Regions from separate parts of the Homo sapiens genome. Here region 1 is linked to region 2. The links are chromatin contacts, found by Hi-C or POLR2A ChIA-PET in ENCODE. All regions are on one chromosome and are shown on one strand. Each heading gives the region's core, a stretch centred on a gene start or an enhancer-like site at or near the end of the contact. The rest is flanking DNA. Distances are from core to core; before and after follow the strand shown.

Region 1 (4,564 bases), core at 1,147-3,646, 2.1 Mb after region 2:
TTAAATAGATTCCCTATAATACTAACAATGACCCTGGGAGGTAAGTGGTATTATCACACTTTTAGAGTTGTGGAAATTAAGAGTCAGAGAAGTTTAAGTAACTTGCTCAAGGTCACATGGCTAAGAAATATTAGTCTAGTATTTAAACCTTAAAATTAAATTAAAAGTCTGTCCAATCTCTAAAGACTGTACTTTTCTCTTTATATCTTACTGATACACATATACACCATCACTAATAATTTTATTCCAGTCCATGATGAGCATTTTCTAATTCAGTCATCAGATGGAATAAAACTCACCAGTGTCACTCAATATTTTCCTACTACAAATCATAAAGATATTAGGAATTGGCCAGGCCTACCTTCCAGTCACTTAGCTTTTCTGTCACATGCCATGAGCCTCTAGTCTCTGCTACCAGAAACCTGAAAGCCTCACGAAAACTGCATTTATAAGTATGTTCTGACTCCCTTTTTGGCACCAACCCATGCTGCTGAATGCCCAGGATGTTTCTTCTGCTAACCAAGAATTCTTCAGACCAGCTACAAAAGAAAGAGCAGCCACTATTTTTTTTTTTTTTTTACAAAAAATTTCCCACTATATCCTAAAAAGTCGGAATTCTGAAATAGACTGGACTCAGACACCAACTAAAGGCAGCATCACTCATCACTCCCCAGCTTTTAGTCACAAGCAGCTAAATATTCTCCTCTAAATACCAAGGGATGACAACCCGAAGCTGTGAGAGGGGAAGAGACCTGATTTGACAACAGGATGAACAGAACTCAGGCAAACTAAGTTCCAGTTTTTAACAACGTAAAAAATATGATCGACACAAAGACAAAATACAAGGAAAATGAATAAAGAAGAAAAGAAGACATGGGGCAGGGGGCACACATTCACTTCTAGGCTTAAGTCATTTGGAGATACACAGCAATAGTTTAGGACAGAAAGACAAGAAGCCCACAGACAATTAAACTTGTAAAAGTAATTCAACCAGAGCTGGAACAAAGCCAAGAACAACACTCAAGCTCTTTGGGAAACTGGTAGGAATTTTATGACTTTAGTGGTCAGCAGTTGAGCATCAGCGCAGTCTGTCTTGAACTCAAGAATTTTAATGCCTCCAACTCCCACTCACCTTTCCTCCTTTTATCACTGAAGTAAGGCCAGGCTGAGCTCCTGAGAAAATAGGTCTGTAGATTCACTGAAGGACTGAGAAAAGTTAAAATTTACATGGCAAAGGTGTGTCTTCTACTGAACATAATAAAAATATTTATGAATACACTTTAGTATTTTTAGGCCTTCTCAAAACTACTTAAAAGCAGAATACTTTATCTAATTCTAATTACTGAACAAATAACCCACACACATATGGAAATAAAATGAACCAACATGAAGATTAGAAGCCAGGCAAGTAATCTCCCAGCTCCACTAAAACGTAAAGTCATTTAAAAGGATAACCTGAATCTTTTCAACGCTAAACCATAACCAAACAACCTCTCAACAAGAAGCCACAGAGCAGGGGGGGAAATCCCGGAGAGAATGTGATAGCGCTAGTGCCGGTTTGTTTACAGAGACTCCAGTAACAATCATGAGTCAGAAATTCAAGCCACCAGATGCTTTCCAACTAACAGGGACCAAATGGGACCGTTCTAAGATATCCTAAAAGATTTGGGAGTTAGAGGAGGTAAACTAAGATAATTATATTACAAAGGGTACAAGACCACAAGACAACAACCGACTCCGGAATTCTTGGACCTCCGCCTTCCGTACAAGGTGCTGGGCCTGGGAACTTGGGATGGGGGAGGGGGACACATTGCGCGGTGGCCCTGAGGTGACGGGGAGACGCAGGGCGAGCCGTGTCCCTCAATCTAAGGGGAGAAATAGGAGCGCACACATGGGTCACCCAACGAAGCAAGGCGTCCCTGTGAACTGTGCGGCTGGCTCTTGGGGGCAACACCAGGGCTGACCTGAGGAAAGGGCAACCAGTACTCCCAGCGATGACTTCGGGTCGGCGGAAGGAAAAGACCTGAGCGCTAAGAGCTTGGGATACGGGTCAGGCCCATCCTTAGGGGAAACCGGCTGGGAAGCGAGGGGGGGCGCAGGCCGAGCCGGAACGAGACACAGACCGGGTAGGTCAAGGGAGGGGGGGTGTCCGGCTGGGGCAGTTACAAGCACGGGAATCGGCGAGGCTCAGCAGCCCGCTTCCCGTCTTGGGTCATCCTTCTGCTAGCGGCTGCTCCGACTGTTCCAGGCCCAGCCGCCCCGTCCACTGCCACCACCAACGCCGCCGCCATCTTACACTGGCCAGCGGCCGCCACCACCACCGCCTCCGCTCTCTGCGCTTGCGCCTGCGCTGCCACGCTTTCCGGCCCCGTTTGCGACGATGTGCTCGAGAAGACTGAGGGAAGAGTGGTCGCGCGAGCTCACGGCTCGCAACCCTCCTCGAAGGACGCACAAGGGGCGGGGCTTAAGGCCAACGGAAAACAGAGCGAGAGGCGCCTGCGCATTACCGAAGAGGCAAAGTTGTTTTTGTAGTTTCTTCGGGCTTGCTTATCTTGTGATACTCTAAACAAATGCGAGTTAGGGGCTACCCAGAGTTGTGATAGAAATAAACTAAATTTCCAGCGGATTGGCAGGCCACTTCCTGGATGATGGCCAGTTTTGCCGTTTTTGAACACTGGAACGAGCAATGATTGCCACAAGGATTTCTTCTGAAAATCCCCGTTTCCTTTCAGGGCTTTGTTTCCTTAAGTGGTTTCTATACTATCGAGGCCCATTTTCCCCTGAGAGTCCCCATTTACGTATTTTTAAAGAAGGGGCTCAGTAGCTTGAGGTGTAGCTATTCCAGAAGCTCTTTTCTGAAGAGAGGTGGTGTGGGTAAAGGTTCCCAAGAGTGGGCCGGGTGATGTGGGGTGACTTTTGTACTCTGTTTCGTTATGACACCTACAGTAACCCTGCAGAGGATTACTCCCAGCTGCCAGGCTGGGGTATTTTTTTTTTTTTTCTTACCAGAAGCCCAGGGTGCAAAAATCTGACCCTTTCTCACCTCCCCTACCGCTACTCTCCTATTCCAAGTCATTACATATTACTTAAGACTACCGCAATAGAAACTTACCTCGTTTGTCTACTTCCATTATTGCCATTACAGTTAAACATAAGGCAGCCAGAGTGCTTTTTAAAAATGTAAGGTCTGGCCGGGCGCGGTGGCTCATGCCTGTAATCCTAGCACTTTGGGAGGCGGATGTGGGCGGATCACTTGAGGTCAGGAGTTCGAAACTCGTTTGAAACCAGGCCAACATGGTGAAACCCGTCTCTACGAAAAATACAAAAAAAAAAAAAAATTACCCGGCATGGTGGAGCGCGCCTGCAATCCCAGCTACTTGGGAGGCTGAGGCAGGAGAATTGCTTGAACCCGGAGGCGGAGGTTGCAGTGAGCTGAGATCGCACCACTGCACTCCAGGCTGGGCAATGGAATGAGACTCCGTCTCAAAAAAAAAGTAATGTCGTATTATTTCCCCAGTCCCCACCCTGCTCAAAACCTCCAATTCCCATCACATAATAAAAGTCAAAAGTATGATAGCCTTAGAGGCCATCAAAAAATGAATTGCCTCTAAGGAGGACCCTACATGATCTGATCTAGCACCTGCCTATTTATCTGATTCATCTCCTCCCACACTGCCTAGCTCTGCTCTAGCCTCACTAGCCTTACTGTCACTCCAGTCAAAGCATGTCCCAGCCCTAGGGTTTTTTTCCTTTTCTTGGAATGTCCATCTACTAGATATTTACTAGACTTGAGGTGTCTATTGAAATCCTACTTCCTAACACAGGCAGCTCTTGACTATTGTAACTAAAATGGAACCTCATGTCATCCTCCTCTATCCCCTTACTCTGCACTGTTTTTTTAATAACATTTTTTACCTATAACATTTAATCTAAAATTATGTTTGTGATCCAGCTATACTACTAGAATATAAATTCTTGAGGGCAAGGACTGTGTTTTTATCATCTTTGTAATCTCAACACCTAGAAGAGGGCTACAGCACAAAGTAGCTATTTAATGCCCCACCGTCCTATTCATTCTTTCATTCATTCAGTCAACAACTATTGAATTCCTGCTCTGGAAGGCCCTGTTCTATGTGCTGGGGCTGCAACAGTGAATAGAACCAAGATTCTTGCATTCATGGAACTTATTAGTGCAAGGGTTGGGAGCATAGGAGGAGGGGAGAGACACACAGATAATAAAGTTATAAAGAGTACTGTAAAGGAAAATAAAGCAGAATAAAAATGGGTTACCTGGATGGGTGTGCTCTTTTACATAGGGGATTCAGAGAAGGCCCCTCTGCTGAGGTGACATCTAAATAAAGGTTTGAAGTGAGACAATAAGCTATACATACTTGGGAAAGAATATTTCAAGCAGAAGAAACAACAAGGTAAAGACCCTGCAGCTTGAGTGTGCTTGGCAAGGAAGCCACTGTGGCAAAAGAATAGATAGGAACTTAGTTTGGAGAAACAAGATGGGAGCCAGATCACTTACGGACTTATGGACCAAAGAAAGGACTTTGAATTT
Region 2 (3,998 bases), core at 323-2,822:
TCCACTTTCAATAAATCTCTGCTTTTGTTCCTTCTTTCCTTGCTTTGCTGTGCGTTTTGTCCAATCCTTTGTTGAAAACGCCAAAAATCTGGACAACTTGCAGTCAAGACCCTCTACCAGTAACAGTTTTAAGCTGCAGCAGATCTCCCATCAAGGAATTGTGTACTGGGGAGAGCTCCCAGGGAACTAACCCATGTGCCTATTAAGAACTAGCATTTGGGTACCTTCCAAATGGAAGGTATTCGTGACCAATCAGCCTTCAACTGAGAGGTGGAGAGAACCAACAGACAATTGCAATTAAATGCCCAGTTAGGCAAAATGACTTTTGGCCCTCACTTCCCAGCCCTCCCTGATTTTTCCTCAGGGTCCCAACACAATAAGTATTTTTGGGAAAGGCAGACTTCTATTAAAGGACAGAATACACCACTTCCCCAAACCAAGCTCCACTGCTCAAGTCTGGCTGGTGCTGAGGGGAAGGAAGGAAGTTTTGCAAATCTCACTGCAAAACTTGAAATGAGATGTAAGATTTTAAGTGGACTGCATTAGACTGGACTTCTAATAATTAAGTAAACAGAAAACTACAGAATCCGTCAGGGCTGGAAGAACTGAGAGTATGGTTGAAGGCACTGGTTAAAACCTCATTGAGAATATGTTCAGCAGAGTTCAGAATGTTCATTAAGTTGTTTCTACATGCAAAAAGTCTTTGAAGTAAGAGGCAGCCTGGTTTGTTAAACTGATAGTTTCTGAAGATGACTGGAACACAGAGGGAGAGAAGGAAGTCTGGAAGACTAGGAAGAAGTCAGGCAATGACAGCCTTGTTAAGGTGTTCGGACTTTATTCTGTGGGCCAAGAGAAGCCATGAAATATTTTAATGATCAAATTTGCATCTTAGAATGATCCCACAGCCGGTAGGGTAGGGACTAGAAACAGGGAAATCATTTAAGCAAGAGAAAATGGTATGGCAGTGGAGATAGAGAAATGGCAGTGTGGATGGAGAAAAGTGGGAAGATATGTAGGTGGAGAACTGTCAGGAATTGCTTACTGATGAGACGTGGGCTCGAGGGAAAGGCGAAGGAAGCTTCTCTTTCCCTACCTCTCCTTCCAACTGGCCCTAGAATTGCTGTCCGGTTTCCAGTCCCTGCTCACACTTCATTCAATGGTGGAGGAATGCCCAGCTGCTGTCCCATGGGGGTCTGGAGGTCTATGGGCACCAACAGTACCATTTCCACAGTCTTTCCAGCAGCGATAGGAGGCAGGCTGTGCCTCGAGTGTCATCTGGTTTGGAGGCCGAGGTCCCCACGTTTAAGTGACTTGCTTAAGACCCCACAGCTGGTTTGTTACAGAGTCCAAATTTCACTCTCAGCTTTAGGGCTCTTTTAATAACACTTCATTGCTGCATCCCGAAGTTAAGCAAAAGAAACAAAATAAAGATAAAAAGGAAAGCACTGTTCCAAATGCATAGCCTGGAGCATAGCAAAATATGTAATTAAAGACCCGCGCCTGATGTCGGGGAGCCTCGATGTGCGCATGCGTCCCAGGCTGAGGCCGCCGGAAGAGGTCAGGCGGTTCGCCGGCGTTCCAAGTTGGAGGCCAGCCCAGGACAAGGAGGGGAAGTGCGCATGTGCTCCAAATCATTTCCCGGCCGAGGAAATTGGCTAAGACCGTTAGCTGGTGGGAATCGGAAGAGAATGGGTCACTCGGGCTGTGCGCGGGGCACTATGGGTGTTGTAGTTTTTGCAGGGTGGTAGCAGTTTGTTCTTTTAAGAGGAAATCTTCGCGACTAGTTGAGTCACGAAGATTTTTGAGAAAATCATTTGAGAAAAAGTTGCTTGCACGGGGGAATCGAGTGTGGACTAGCTACGTGGGTGTGGCTTAATTCTGCTGTTTCTCTTTTGGATGAGACATTGAATGAAGTGTGAGCAGGGACTGGAAACCCGACAGCATTTCTAGGGTCACTTTCTGCCTTGCCTTCGTTAACGCTCAGTTCCTCCCACATCTTTGGCTTCCCTCTATAATACCTACAGATTCCCTTTATTATTTCATACTAGCTCCGACTAGTCTTAAATACTCTGTTTCTGTCCTCTTTCTCACACGCAGTTCCTGGAATCTTCATCCTTCTCTCCCTCGTGAGTACCTTTTCTTGTTTTTGTCCTAGACAGGGCTCCTCTAACACTCTGCCCTTGCCCCAGGAGTCACGCCAAGGACCCTAAGAAAAGGATCCCACAGTAAATGTTTTTAGGCACGAGCAGATCGGAACCATCCTACTTCATTTCACTTATTTCTGCTTCTCTTCCGATCCTTGTCTCTTCTGGTTCCACCTCTATGTTCTACCTCTCTGTAGCCTCTTTGCTTCTTTGAAGTCTGGTGGCCTTAGATAGGAACTCTCAGACCTGCCATTTTGTCTCTGGCCTCCACAGCCTGTCATTTAACAGAGGACCTAACCCTGGGTTGACTTCTAGGTCAGAGAGTGGGAAGTGAAACAAATTGGAAAAAGAGAGGAAACTGATGTATTAGGTTTGAAGAAGTCGTCAGGGAGATATATGGTGAAAGAGGGGGAAGAGAGAGTAAAACTTCTTGTGCCCTCAAAAACTCTTTAGTGCTGGCTGTGTGCAGAGGTCTGTGAGCTCTGTGGTGGGGATGCATTAGTTAGAATCTTAGATGCTGAGAGTTCAGTTGTAGAGAACACAGATATACAGGTGAGCAACATTGCAGAATGACATCGATTTATCTTTTACCTTTCTGTGTGTGCTTCTGCTCCTTCCCATACCTACCCCAGCTAATTCCAAAGTATTTTGCTTCTTCACATCTTTCTCTGTTATACACTCCACTTCCCATTCTTAAGGCCCCCTTCCCTTTGTTCTGACCCAAGCTATTTCTTTTGTATATCATGTTAAAGTCATATTTTAGTCTAGCTCTCAAAAACACCATGGTTGTATTTTCAAAGAACTTCCAGAATCTGCTTATTATCTCTTTCAAAGCATGAAATATGCAATAAAACCAATACTATTTTTCATTTAAAAAATATGTAGAGTAATAGTTGAAAGTGGAGAGTGATAATGGATGAATGAAAGTTGACCAGAACCCAGGAGTTTGAGACCAGCCTGAGCAAAATGGTGAAACCCCATCTATACAAAAAATACAAAAACTAGCCAGACATGGTGGTGACTGGACCTGTGGTCCCAGCTACTCGGGAGGCTGAGGTGGGAGGATCGCTTGAGTCTGGGAGGTCAAGACTGCAGAGAGAGCCATAATCATGCTACTGCACTCCAGCCTTGGCGACAGAGTGAGATACTGTCTCCAAAAAAAAAAAAAAAAAGAGAAAGAAGGAAGGAAGGAAGTTGGAAATTTGGCTATACCTCATTTTGGTTTTCTTCCTTTGTTTTGAATTCTCAAAAATGTTGGATTCCCATAATACTAATATACATTTGAGACATGTATTTTTTTTTCTTTTTTTACTCAGGTTTGGTTAGCAGGACATTTCCAGGGTATCACAGTATACTGAAATATTACAAGAAAGGTCCATAAATGCTGTACATCCTCCAATCTGTAAATTGTTCAGCAACAGGAAGACAGTGAAAGATAGACGGCAACTCACCAAGAAGAATATGTCAGTGATTTCCCCTAAGATGTGATTGTTCCACAGAAGCATTCTTCAGGGGAGTGGGTCTGTGCAGGCAGTAAGTGGGAAGATCTTCACTTAGTGTGCCGTCCTTCCTCAGCTTCAAGAGAATCCACTTGAAGGAGAAGTCCCATATATTATGTCCAATGCTGTGAAGCATCTTTTGGTGCCTTCATTTCATCCAACACCAAAATCCTCAATGGTGAAGAAATCTATAAATGTAGTATTGACCTTGAGAAAAAGTTGAGCACAACTGCGCCCTCATGCAGCACTGGAGAAACCTATACATGTAAAGAAGGACAGTTTTCATTTGACTCTCAGAGCTGATTGTATATTGGCAAACATATTTTTCTGCCATTGCTTAGGGATAAGAAATCTA

Evidence for each region. Hi-C counts contacts between places; a loop is a spot of excess contacts on that map. ChIA-PET counts read pairs that join two places held with the same protein, here RNA polymerase II (POLR2A). Pooled maps may share reads with other maps.
Region 1: a loop to region 2 is called in a pooled map, with 6 times the contacts of the local background. The contact joins the promoter of DCAF8 here to the enhancer-like site in region 2. A Hi-C loop is called at or near these places in 3 of 50 pooled maps. POLR2A ChIA-PET finds 5 or more read pairs at or near these places in 2 of 52 experiments (BJ and naive thymus-derived CD8-positive, alpha-beta T cell).

What each region holds. Positions count from the first base shown.
Region 1 is chr1:160,260,153-160,264,716 of GRCh38, forward strand. DCAF8 (DDB1 and CUL4 associated factor 8) reads right to left here and starts at 2,397. Exons shown (of 14, transcript NM_015726.4): 1 at 2,297-2,397; 2 at 1,133-1,206. DCAF8-DT (DCAF8 divergent transcript) reads left to right here and starts at 1,597. Exons shown (of 2, transcript NR_147618.1): 1 at 1,597-1,770; 2 at 2,249-2,626. RefSeq lists enhancers at 1,332-2,280, 1,452-1,581, 2,212-2,481.
Region 2 is chr1:158,148,204-158,152,201 of GRCh38, forward strand. The region is part of intron 1 of LOC105371460 (a long non-coding RNA gene); the gene reads left to right. Among named protein-coding and RNA genes, the nearest start is that of LINC01704, 9.6 kb to the left of the region's middle. Within about 2 kb of position 1,573, at least 22 of the 41 ENCODE cell types and tissues checked have a DNase peak (open chromatin) inside an H3K27ac peak, as active enhancers do.